3 separate regions of the Homo sapiens genome follow, and regions 1 and 2 are each linked to region 3. The links are chromatin contacts, found by Hi-C or POLR2A ChIA-PET in ENCODE. All regions are on one chromosome and are shown on one strand. The core of a region is the stretch at or near the end of the contact, and the rest is flanking DNA. Distances in the headings are between cores, read along the strand shown. Region 1 holds the start of LINC02595 (long intergenic non-protein coding RNA 2595). Region 2 has its middle 34 kb from the start of MIR222HG. Region 3 has its middle 120 kb from the start of LINC01204.

The links. Hi-C counts contacts between places; a loop is a spot of excess contacts on that map. ChIA-PET counts read pairs that join two places held with the same protein, here RNA polymerase II (POLR2A). Pooled maps may share reads with other maps.
Region 1: a loop to region 3 is called in a pooled map, with 5 times the contacts of the local background. The contact joins the promoter of LINC02595 here to the enhancer-like site in region 3. A Hi-C loop is called at or near these places in 1 of 37 single-sample maps with no recorded cell type and 11 of 50 pooled maps. POLR2A ChIA-PET finds 5 or more read pairs at or near these places in 1 of 52 experiments (activated CD8-positive, alpha-beta memory T cell).
Region 2: a map of ascending aorta shows a loop between it and region 3 (3-fold over the local background). The contact joins two enhancer-like sites. A Hi-C loop is called at or near these places in 1 of 168 maps with a recorded cell type or tissue (ascending aorta) and 11 of 50 pooled maps. POLR2A ChIA-PET finds 5 or more read pairs at or near these places in 3 of 52 experiments (H1, activated CD4-positive, alpha-beta T cell and activated naive CD4-positive, alpha-beta T cell).

What each region holds. Positions count from the first base shown.
Region 1 is chrX:45,849,717-45,853,258 of GRCh38, forward strand. It overlaps LINC02595 (long intergenic non-protein coding RNA 2595), which reads right to left and starts at 1,774. Exons shown (of 3, transcript NR_125365.1): 1 at 1,638-1,774.
Region 2 is chrX:45,802,222-45,806,095 of GRCh38, forward strand. No RefSeq gene overlaps it. Among named protein-coding and RNA genes, the nearest start is that of MIR222HG, 34 kb to the left of the region's middle. RefSeq lists enhancers at 1-237, 900-2,099. Within about 2 kb of position 1,435, at least 6 of the 41 ENCODE cell types and tissues checked have a DNase peak (open chromatin) inside an H3K27ac peak, as active enhancers do.
Region 3 is chrX:45,620,539-45,624,062 of GRCh38, forward strand. No RefSeq gene overlaps it. Among named protein-coding and RNA genes, the nearest start is that of LINC01204, 120 kb to the left of the region's middle. Within about 2 kb of position 1,258, at least 4 of the 41 ENCODE cell types and tissues checked have a DNase peak (open chromatin) inside an H3K27ac peak, as active enhancers do.

The sequences.
Region 1 (3,542 bases), core at 524-3,023, 230 kb after region 3:
ATCATTAAAGAGATGGAGTCGCAGAACTCAACTTACAGCCATTTCAAGACCTGTCGTTTAAAATTAAAAGAAAACTTCACCGCTTTGTTCATCTGTAATTCAGAATTCTGTAAATTGACACAAAGAAAGATCAGGGGCGATTCAGGCTAAGGTTACTTTACCACAAGGTTGTAAGATGTCTATTTAAAATAACAGTAATTCTAACCTGAACTACAGTTTTGTCCAATCCAAACAGCAGTTTGGTGGGGTATTTTCATCAAAATGCCCTATCCTTGATTTGAATATGAATGACTGCGGAAGGGTCTTTCTGAAACCCCACGGATTTTAATACAGGTAGGTCCTTTTTCCAAAAAAAAAAAAAAAAAAAAGTCAGGAAATGAACAAACAGGAATAAAAATTCATGAACAACTATCGGCAAATCCAAGCAGCCATGAGACGTGCGAGTGTGTGTGTGTGTGTGTGTGTGTGTGTGTGTGTGTGTGAGAGAGAGAGAGAGAGAGAGACAGAGACAGAGAGAGAGAGAGAGAGAAAGAGACAGAGAGAGACCGACCGACAGACACACACTGAGATTTCTGGAGTTAATTGCGAATAACCGCGCCGCGAAGCTTTTTTACCTCCTCCAAGTCCCACAGTCTACCTAGGACAAGTAAGCCCGGCTCCAGCACCTTAAGCCAAAGACACAAGCACCACCACCTCCACCCCCACTACCTAGGCGAGACAGCGCCAAAAGCCACCGAGCGTGCACGCCAGCCAGGCCCGCTACCCCGCAAACCCGGGAGCTTCTTTATCCCCAGCAGAGATCCGCCCCACTTACCAGTAATTTACTTTAACGCCTCGAAAGCATGATTTGGTTTACGGAATTGCAGCAAATAAAAGAAAATCAAGTCTCCTTGAGACACTGTCCTCCTCCTCCCTAGGACGCACATTCACACGGAACACTCTCCTTTCGCTCTCAACCCCGAACACGCTCTGGACTATCCCAAGAGGGTCTTTGGGGACCCGCCAGAGATCGATACTGCTCCCACGTGCCTCCATTAAACCCTTGTCCAAACATGCACAAGGCGCCAAGGGCATGTGCAGAATCAGCCCTCAGAGTAAGTTCAGCAAACCCATTCCCTACCCCCGAAAGCGCGAGGGAGCACCCTGACGCAAGCGCCGGCCCCGGCAGACAATACTCAAGCAACTCCAGCCTTCCGCGCACACGCCCCGACCGGTCCAGCCACCACTCTCTCCTCCCATGGTCCCTACAGTCTTCGGGCCGGGAGCAGGGGGCGTCCTGATGGTTGCTGGGTGTGGACTGTGAAGAGAAGGGCAACCTGCACACGCCACCGATACTGCGGGGCGGGTAGGAGATCGCAGTTTTCCAAAGCCCCACCGGTGTGCCCAGCTCCTCAGAAGGGGTGGGGTGGGGACAGTGGAACCGAGGGAGTGAACCCTAAGGGAGGCAGCTTTTCTGCACCTCTTTCCCACCTACCACAGCGCGCGCGCAGAAGCGCGCCCACCACGGGGCCGTGCACCTTCCTTCTGCCCCTGGACCTACCCAGCCCTCGCCCCCAAGCGCAGTGGCCTGGAAGAGCGGGCGTCCGGCCCGCGGTGGCCGGGGGAGCGGGCAGAGCGCCGCGCTCGGGGGTGCCCACCTGCGCGCAGGGTCGTCGCTGCTGCCGGTGCACCCGCCGCTGTTGCAGTCTCCAGCTGCAGGAGGAAGAGGCGCGGCGGCTGAGCCCCCGGACTCCACGCGCCTACTCGCGCCCCGGAGCGGTGGTCCTCATTTCCCTTCGTCCCGGCTGGCGAGCCACCCACCTCGCCCGCAGGTTCTGCCAGTCCCGCGGCCCGCCAGAGCCCAAGCTATCCTCTCCGCCCCTTTCCCGCCGCCCCGCGCTGCGCTGCGCTCCGCCCCCTGCCCGCCCATCCCCGCCGGGGCCCAGCCGGGGGCTGCGGGCGCCGCGCCTCGTGCCGCAGATTTCGGGTTCTTGGGTCTGTGGCGGTAGAAAGGGGATGGGGGGGACCAGGGGTGCGGCCCTGGGGTCCGCCCCCAACCCCGCTCTCCCAACCGGTTCCCCACTCCTGGGGCCCGCGGCGGCCGCCCGCGGCTAAGGGTGTGGGAACCGTGCACTCTGCCCCCGCTCTTCCGGCGTCTCCCCGCATGGCACCTTCCGTGGCCCAGAGGGTGCCTCGTGTCTTAGGGGGAGGGGGGTTGGTGAAGCAAGGTGGAGTGAGCCTGAGAGTGGAAGCGAAGAAATTACCATGTGAATTGCCAGGGGATGCAAGTTGCTGCCTGTGCCCTGTTTCTTCTACATTAACTACCTGGATGTGCTGCTTCCCTTGCTACAACCGCAGTAATATTCAGAAGCTTGAATATAAGATTTCCAAGTTAATTGGCTGTAGGGTGGTTGGGTTTTTTTTTTTTTAATGTAATGATGGCAGAAGACAACAGATTCACTCTTTTTAAAAAGTTACTTTACATATATGTACAATATATAAAGCCATATTTCTAATTTAAAAAATAGCAAAATGTAAATAACAGAACAGCTGTGTTTTACAGAAACAAATCCAGTGTGTATGTGTTATTTAAACCCACGGTAATTATATTAATTGGTTCGTTTTAAAGTGTATTTTAGGTATTTCTTAAAACGGACTCAGAATTTAGGGATTAGGAACCCCTGAGTTTTAATTTGGCTTTTTGTCATAGTTCTAAAATGTCAATTTCATGGAAATTACTAAATGAGGTTGTTTAGAAAAATGGGTTCTTTTTCTTCCAGGTTGGCAGCATTTTCAGATCTGGCAAAGGACAGAATTTTTTTTAAAGCCAAGAGATAATAAAATTCTCATTCATTTTCTGATGAGGGAATATCTGGTCTGGTAGCTTTTTCTTTGTTTCTCTCTTTGAGGCAAACTTCTTTTCTGTTTCTTCTTACACGTTTTTCTTCCAAAATTTCTCCTAAGTATAGGCAAAGTTATGGAAGCCGTGATTTTTGAGCCTTTGTTTTCTTAAAAGAGATGGAAAATTAATTATAATTCATTATCAATATCTATCCCAGGCTCATGATACTACATTTCACATTGATTAACCCTGTTTTTCAACTCTGCTTTTAGTAATTTCACCTAACACTTGAGAACCAAGAGTTTTTTAAGTTTCATCCTTATAAGAATGAAAGGCACACTTTAATTAACATTTTGAACCAAAATTAAATTCATTAAATTCACTAATGGAAAGTACGTTAGTACAGTATGTGTTGCTGGGTAAATGAGGACAATGTGGATGATAAACAGTTCTGAAGAAAAGACTCTGAAGCAAAGAAAACAATCCTTAGAAAAACTGATGATCCCCTTTTCAAGGAAAGGATGACAAATGCCAGTAATTATGCAAAGAATGACTCCTGCCTCTCTTTGCTTTGGTTTTGTGGCTAGGCCTGCATTTATCTCTCTTGATCATCATAATAAAAGTAAAGTAATTCAGCATTCCGGTGACACTGCTTAGTAAATTAGCAATTTGAAAATGCTTTTATTACCTAATTAATCCAAGCAAATGCCTTCGATAAATC
Region 2 (3,874 bases), core at 185-2,684, 180 kb after region 3:
GCTATTCAAGAATAACTTCTAGCTTCCTTTTGTATGTCAAAGCTGAAAACCAAAGTTCTTTTTTAAATTAAAACCAAATAGCTAGGAGTTCACCAGTTCCAATGAGGTTCGGCTTCTGCACTCCAATCATATTTATTAATATCTATAGCATTTCCTGGTCCATTCAATAACCTCCTTAATAAAACATTTCTGTTGTCCATACTCCTCAGCTCATCACTGCTCTCTGCTGAAAAGCTCCAATAAACCCAAGACTCTAAGTTCCATCCAGTACTGAAGTTTCATTTTAGGAAAGGTATTTCAAACTTTGCTAATATGAGTTTTTTTTAAAGAAAAAACAAACTCATTCGGGGGCTTACATGTCAAAATGAAAATAGAGTCATGCTGTTTATTAACCAGTTTCCAAAGTGCTAAACCTAGATGAGATTGGAAAACTTTCAATCTCTGACTTTACAGAATAAACGCTTATAATACTTCAGAATGAATTGGAAATAGTGATTCTGCATAAGAGAGACGATACTTGTAATATGTGGCACTAGCCAAAACCAAAAGACACAAAAACAGGAGACACCCTCAATTTGGATTGAGGTGTCCTGCAAAGGCTTGAGGCAATTCTTATACCAAACGTCCATATAAATCCCTCTGAATTCATTTTTCATTTATATACACCAACAAAAACGCTGAAGAGTAGAATACAATAACCAAATTGGATTTTAAAAGTTATTTCCTTTTAAAATAAGCAATCTGCTCTAATTGTGAAAGCAAAACTCTTAGATAAAATTTTTCCTAAATACAAAAAATGTTTCCTAAATACAACACTAAGCTCTACAGGATGGTTTCTCTGGACCCCTTGCCCAGGGTCAAGTGAAGTTAGGAAAATGGAGTTTCAAGGAAAATAACATTTACAAAATATTTTCAAGAAGAATGAAAACAAAACATTCTCTGATCAACACACAGATAATAGAAAATTCCACAACAGACTATCCTGTCCTTGTACATTTTGATTGGTTGTATGTTTGCTCTATTTATAAATAATGTTATGATCTTTCATTTTAAAAAGATAGCATCTATGTTTACGAAAAAGATGGTTGGTCAGTTCTTGTACTTTTTTATACCATGATAAGAAAAAAAAAAAAACCCCTAAGAAGAAAAAGTCAAACAAACCTTTTATGGTTTCAGTTCACAGACATTACTGCCAACCTTGTTTTAATCAACTGGTTGCTCTTGCTTACTGGACATCTATGGTATTTCTTCAATGCAAAACAACGAGCAAGCTCATCTGCCAAGAACTCCCCCCAGGAGGCCAGTGGAAAAGAAGCCATACTTGTAAGAATTCTAAAGGAAACAAGAACTTTGTAAGGGTAAACGGAGTTACTTCCGAATTTCCCTAAGGGAATCCTTATTGTGACCACTTCAGCTGCCTTTTGTATTAAAGCAACCTTTAAATAGCTCTCCTTCTACTTATATTCCTCCTAAATTCACTATTGTTACTCATTATGAGTTCACCAATATTAGTCAGCACAAGTCAGTTAGTCACCATATTTTTTAAACCACCAAGCCCACCCACCCCAACCAACTTCTGGTTTTCCCTTCCCTTCGGTATTTTGCAACATTTGAGAAGATGAGTAACTATACCCAAGAAATGCTGCTGGGCTTCTTCTGTTTGCTTGTGGTCTAAACAGTGACCATATCTCCATTAAAAAAAGGAATGCAACTCTTCACAACTCTTTCCAGCCACTTTCTTCTCTCGTGAGAAGGTAATACCTGGGATTTAGGGAGTTACCTTCAGATTAAAAATTTATTCCGCATATTTTGCTTGGCCATCATTTCTCTTAAACTTATTTAGTAACAGGTCACACAGTCAAATTCATTTCTTTATCCAAACAATAAATAGGCAAATGGGCACCATTCTTTCTTTTGAAAGACCCTAGTCTATGGTTTCTGTCAATCACAAATAAGAAATGAAAAATGATCCTGGAAACTATGGCCTGTGTTGGCCTTCAAACTTATCTGTCAATTGAGGTCCTACACAAACAGCCCCAACATATCTTCTCTATCTGGCAAGACTTTCACAAATCCGCCATCACTATAACATGCTTGCTGGATTGAAAGAAAAAGCCTCCTTGCTCTGGGCAATTCACAGGGGCCTTGAAAGTTCCCCTGCCCCTCTGTCCATCCATCCCCAACCACCTGAAACCAAAGGCTCCTCGAGAAACAGAACTGGAAATGGAAATGGAAATGGAAAACTTCCCTAACCACCGTGACTACCAGCCACTTCCTGCTCTCTGGACTCACAGTGCACTGACATCTCATCCTTCCTAACCCACCATGTACCCACATCTTCCCTTCCCTACTCAACAGTTTGCTCCTTCCAGAGATTCTACCCTGAAGTTTCTCTGTTTTACCCACAACACCTGGCATTTGGATGAACATACTAAATGTCTGCAAAGCCAAACCTCCTTCATTTTTTAAAGGTAGGACATCCGAGACCCAGGGCAAATTCTTGTCCTACCCATGTGTGGGTTTCATTCAAGCAACCTGGAATAGCAGTGGTGTATAACTAAAATAAATAGCACAAAGGAGAATTCCCCCAGAGAACCAGTAATCACCATCTGCACCTCCTAATGAGCATGACAAATGTGTCCCTCACAATACTAAGGTAATCTGCCACTTCATAGGGACCTTTTCTTCCACATGGACAAATGCCACCATGAATTGCCATGGAATTGTCTATTTGGCCTTTACAGAGTGGCTGCATTGAACTAAGAGAGGGGTTTTGCTTGCTATGCAACATTGGGTGTAGACTTTCTCCTTGAATTTCTTATGAAAAGGAAAGATGGAAGAAAGTGGTTGTCAACATGCAAAAGTTTTTTAACTAGCCATTCACATTGGAATATGGAAAAAATCTTCACCTATTAATTGCTATACTTTCTCTCTCTTGTGTGTGTGTGAGGAGGGAGGAGGTGAGAGAACCAAGAGAAGAGCCAGGAACGATAAGGGAACAAACTTCATATTAGAGTAAACGTGATTTTTCCAATACGCTCATAGTATGCTATCATTCCCAATTACCTTCCCAACTGCACTTCTCATATAATGTATTTGGGAGGCCGAGGCAGGCAGATCACTTGAATCAGGAGTTCAAGACCAGCCCGGCCAACATGGTGAAACTCCGTCTCTACCAAAACTATAAAAATTAGCTGGGCATGGTGGCAGGTGCCTGTAATCCCAGCTACTCGGGAGGCTGAGGCAGGAGAATCGCTTGAACCCGGGAGGCAGATGCTGCAGTGAGCCAAGATCACGCACCGTACTCCAGCCTGGGTGACAGAGTGAGACTCTGCCACAAAAAAAAAAAAAAAAAAAAAAAATACCAGTACTTTGGGAGGCTGAGGAGGGAGGATCGCTTGAGGCCAGGAGCTCAAGACCAGCCTGGGCAACATAACAAGACTCCATCTCTATTAAAAAAAAATTATATATATCTCCATACCATAAGTATTTTGAATGAGAAAAATTAATTATGTATCATTATTTGTTATAAAGTATTAATTTTTTTAAACTTTATTTTTTAGGTGGTAGGCATATGTGTTCACTGTAAAATCTTTCAACTTTGCTGTAGACTTGAAGATGTTCATAAAAAATAGGAGGAAAAACTTATTTTTTGAAGTCGTATACACACAAAAATAGGGATTGTCAAAAGTCTCTTTAAAGTATTTCTCCATGTCTCCAAATTGGCCTCAACAAAGCAAGGAGTCCTTGGCTTCCACCTGCCTTCCAAAGGGATCCCTCACTTTGGGGAAAAGATTTGCCAAGGCCCTCACCTGACACACACCTGAGAAACAGCTGACTGCCCTGACAGTTGGCAGGGCTTAAGCGTGCAACT
Region 3 (3,524 bases), core at 8-2,507:
TCAGTTCACCTGCCAGTAAGTAAAACCACATTCCAGTAGAGCTAAAGAATATGGGCAGCTCTTGAAATTCACCTTAATGGAATTTGAGCTATAGTTGATGGTGTAGATTTCTGCTTTATTCCTTAGTGTCATAAATGCCAGGATCATTTCTTACAGAAATGGGTAGGATGAGTAGAATAGGTGTTTGCCGTGAGTCTTCCATCTCCTCCGTAAGTTCCAAACACATTCCATTACAGATTCAGATTTTTGAATGAAGGCACTGACATTTACTGAAATGCATAAGCTCTTGTGGGAAACAAGCAATGAAACTTAACCATGAAGAATTAAGTCTATTAATTATTTCCTGAAAGTTGGAAGCAAAAATATGGGGAAAAGGGGAGGAGAAATTGGGAACACCATGGAGAGGAAAGAGAATACTGAAGAAAGCTTGGTCCACTTTCTCTTCTGCCTTATTAGTGTGTAATAAGCTTTAGAAAGTGGGTTTTGGTGGTAACTTTAGCCCGTCTGAAGCTGGACAACACCAGCAATTTCCCCAAGTCCAGTACACACACACACACACACACACACACACACACACACACAGTTTCCTCATTAAGTCCTACTCATCATTGAGGACTTTAACAATTCTTAACTGCCCATGGCATACTGACTACAACATCTCTCATAGTCTTTATAGCACTATATTGTAATTATTATTTTTCTTCTCTTCTTCACCAACTCTTAAAATCTTTGTGGGCAGTGACTGTGTCTTCTATCACAGTATCTTCTAACACCACATCTGGCATATAGTAGGTGCACAGTAAATTTTTATTGAGTGAATGAATGAAGAAAATGAAGCCACTTAGCTGCATTTTAACACTAAAACCCTAAATTTTTCTCCAAAAAGAATATGAATTTTTAAAGAATTATGAACGTGTTCCCCTCCCAACAATGATTCTTACGAATTTTCCATGGCTATAGCTTGCGTGTGAGTCTTACAAACAGCATTTGGCAGCAGTGTCCTTCCATATTTTCCGGGAAGAAGGAATTCTAAGTGATACATATTCAAAGAATTCTCAGGTTTTTGCATGGGTATGAAGATTTGGAGTTGGTGGGGAGGAATGGTTGGAGGAATGGGTGATAGAGAAGAAAGGAGTGAGAAGGAATATAAAGGACCAGTCACTATGGGTGGGGAAACCCAGGGTAAGAGCTGACAGAGGTTGGCAGAACCTCCAGGGCAAGTTTACTTTAGGTTGGCTATTCCCATTTCAAGTGTACACACGCCTCTGGAACTCCCTAAAGCCATTTGGAGGGGAAAACCACACCTACAGCTTCTGAAATGAAAAGTACCTCCAGGCCTCCAGAAATTAGTCCCGTGGTCTTACTATTACTCACTTCCTAGAAAAGTCATAGCTGGTCTATCCTGACCTTCAGAGCCTGCAGGAGTACAAACTCATTTTCCGAAGAATGATGATTCAAGAAGAATTTAGAGAAATCACTCAGGAAAGCCTCAGAAACAAATCTTTTTTGTCTTTTACTTTACTAAAACCTTCATGAACATTTTTACTGGGACTTTCTTTGGCAAGTTCTGGGTGAATCAGCATGAAAAACAAAAGCAATGTTGAAATTTAAATCTGTAAAGGATGTCATTTCCATTTTCTAAAAACTGCTCAGAACTTGAATGCGAAGTAATGATACATGCTTTCCAGCTTCATGTGAAGTCATACTTATAACCTGCAGCTTGGCATCATCTCTAGTTTTAGTGGTACTATTATTACCTATAGTTCTTTATTTTCTTCAACAACTTCAGTCTTGTTTTCCACCCTGGCATCGGTAACAGTAGTTCACCTTTAGAGAAAATATATTTACATTACCTTTACGTGTGTATGCTTACTTAGCAAGCAGAAAGCCAGTTTTGAGAATACTCTGTCCATTATTTCCTCCTCCCTTATGCCAGACTCTTGAGATTTTAACATTTGAATTAAGGCAAGGTTCTTTCTTCCAGTCTGGTTATGTCTTTTCAGGCCAAGTGAGTATGGCCTATGGATTCAAGCCCTAGATTGTAGCAAGTAGAAACTTGTTGATAGTCCCTCCCTGAAATAACTGCCATCAACCAAAAGAAGCAGATAATCCACTTTTGTGCTTAGGGCAGCATGTTTTGTAGATGCCATGCTGCAGGCATACCTATGTGGGCTTGTGAGAAATGAGGAATCTGGCCTATGTGCTTCAGCATCTGCAAACAAGCAAGCTCACAGTTCATCCCAGTCCAGCTCTTCCATCAGAGGATGACACATGCACCATTATTTTAATAAAGTCCATGTGTTGTGAATGAGTCTCATTCATCAATTGTCCCCCCAAAAGTTTTATTTCTTGCAACCACTGCATTTCATCTTTCTCACAATGAATTCATATTATAGGTACTCACAGATGTATATATTGACCTACCAATTACTTCAAAAGAAAAAGAATGGAGAGGGATATAGCAAAGAGATATAATAGAGATAGATAGATAGATAGATAGATAGATAGATAGATATAGATAGAATGCTTAAGGAACCACTGAATCAGTAAATCAAGCAACAAATGTGGGTGTTACTGGCATGCGTAGAATGATGGATGGATATTCTAGGAGCCTACATTAGGAGGACACTAAAACTTTCACTTTTTTCATCCCCTGTCAAAGCTCTTGAGATGGTTAAATTTTTACTAACAGGATGTTTTCATTAAGAAGGAAAAAACCCCACATAAATGGTTGAAAGCTAACATCTAATCAAATCTAAGGATTTTCCCCCATTCTCTCATTTCTGGAGCAGATTGGTGCAATTTATTTTCCTGCCTTGGGCAGTTCAGCAGCAGCTGAGGTTGTAGTCACAACTTAGCAATGTGGCTCATGTGACTTATCCAAATAAGAGCACAATTAGCAAAATGTGTTCCCATAAATGGCAGTTTAAACACTAAACTCTGGAGAGAATCCAGATGAAATCTAACACAGAACAGCATGGGGAAAATGGTAAGTTCTGGTGAACTAAAATGCATTGGTCATGCCTTTGGCTGGAGAGGGTCAAAGTCAGAATGACTTGAGAGTTTTTAAAAAGTCACTACTAAAATTCCCAAGCCAAATAGCAGTCATTGCCTATAGCACTTTGTGAATGGGAAAAAATATGTAAGCTCTAAATGTTAGACTCAGGAGAATATTGTATTTGTCAGACTAACAAAGCACTCTAACTTCAGCATTCTAAATTTAGAACCAATGTTGAACTGTTGGAGTTCTGTGTCCATAAAACTTTGAACTATTGGAGTTCTGTGTCCACAAGGGCTGAAAAAGGAAACTTCTTGGTTTTCACTCCCAGAGCCTGTAAGAATAAAAACTCGGCCGGGAGCGGTGGCTCACGCCTGTAATCCCAGCACTTTGGGAGGCCGAGGCGGGCGGATCATGAGGTCAGGAGATCGAGACCATCCTGGCTAACACGGTGAAACCCCGTTTGTACTAAAAAAAATACAAAAAAACTTAGCCAGGCATGGTGGCGGGCGCCTATAGTCCCAGC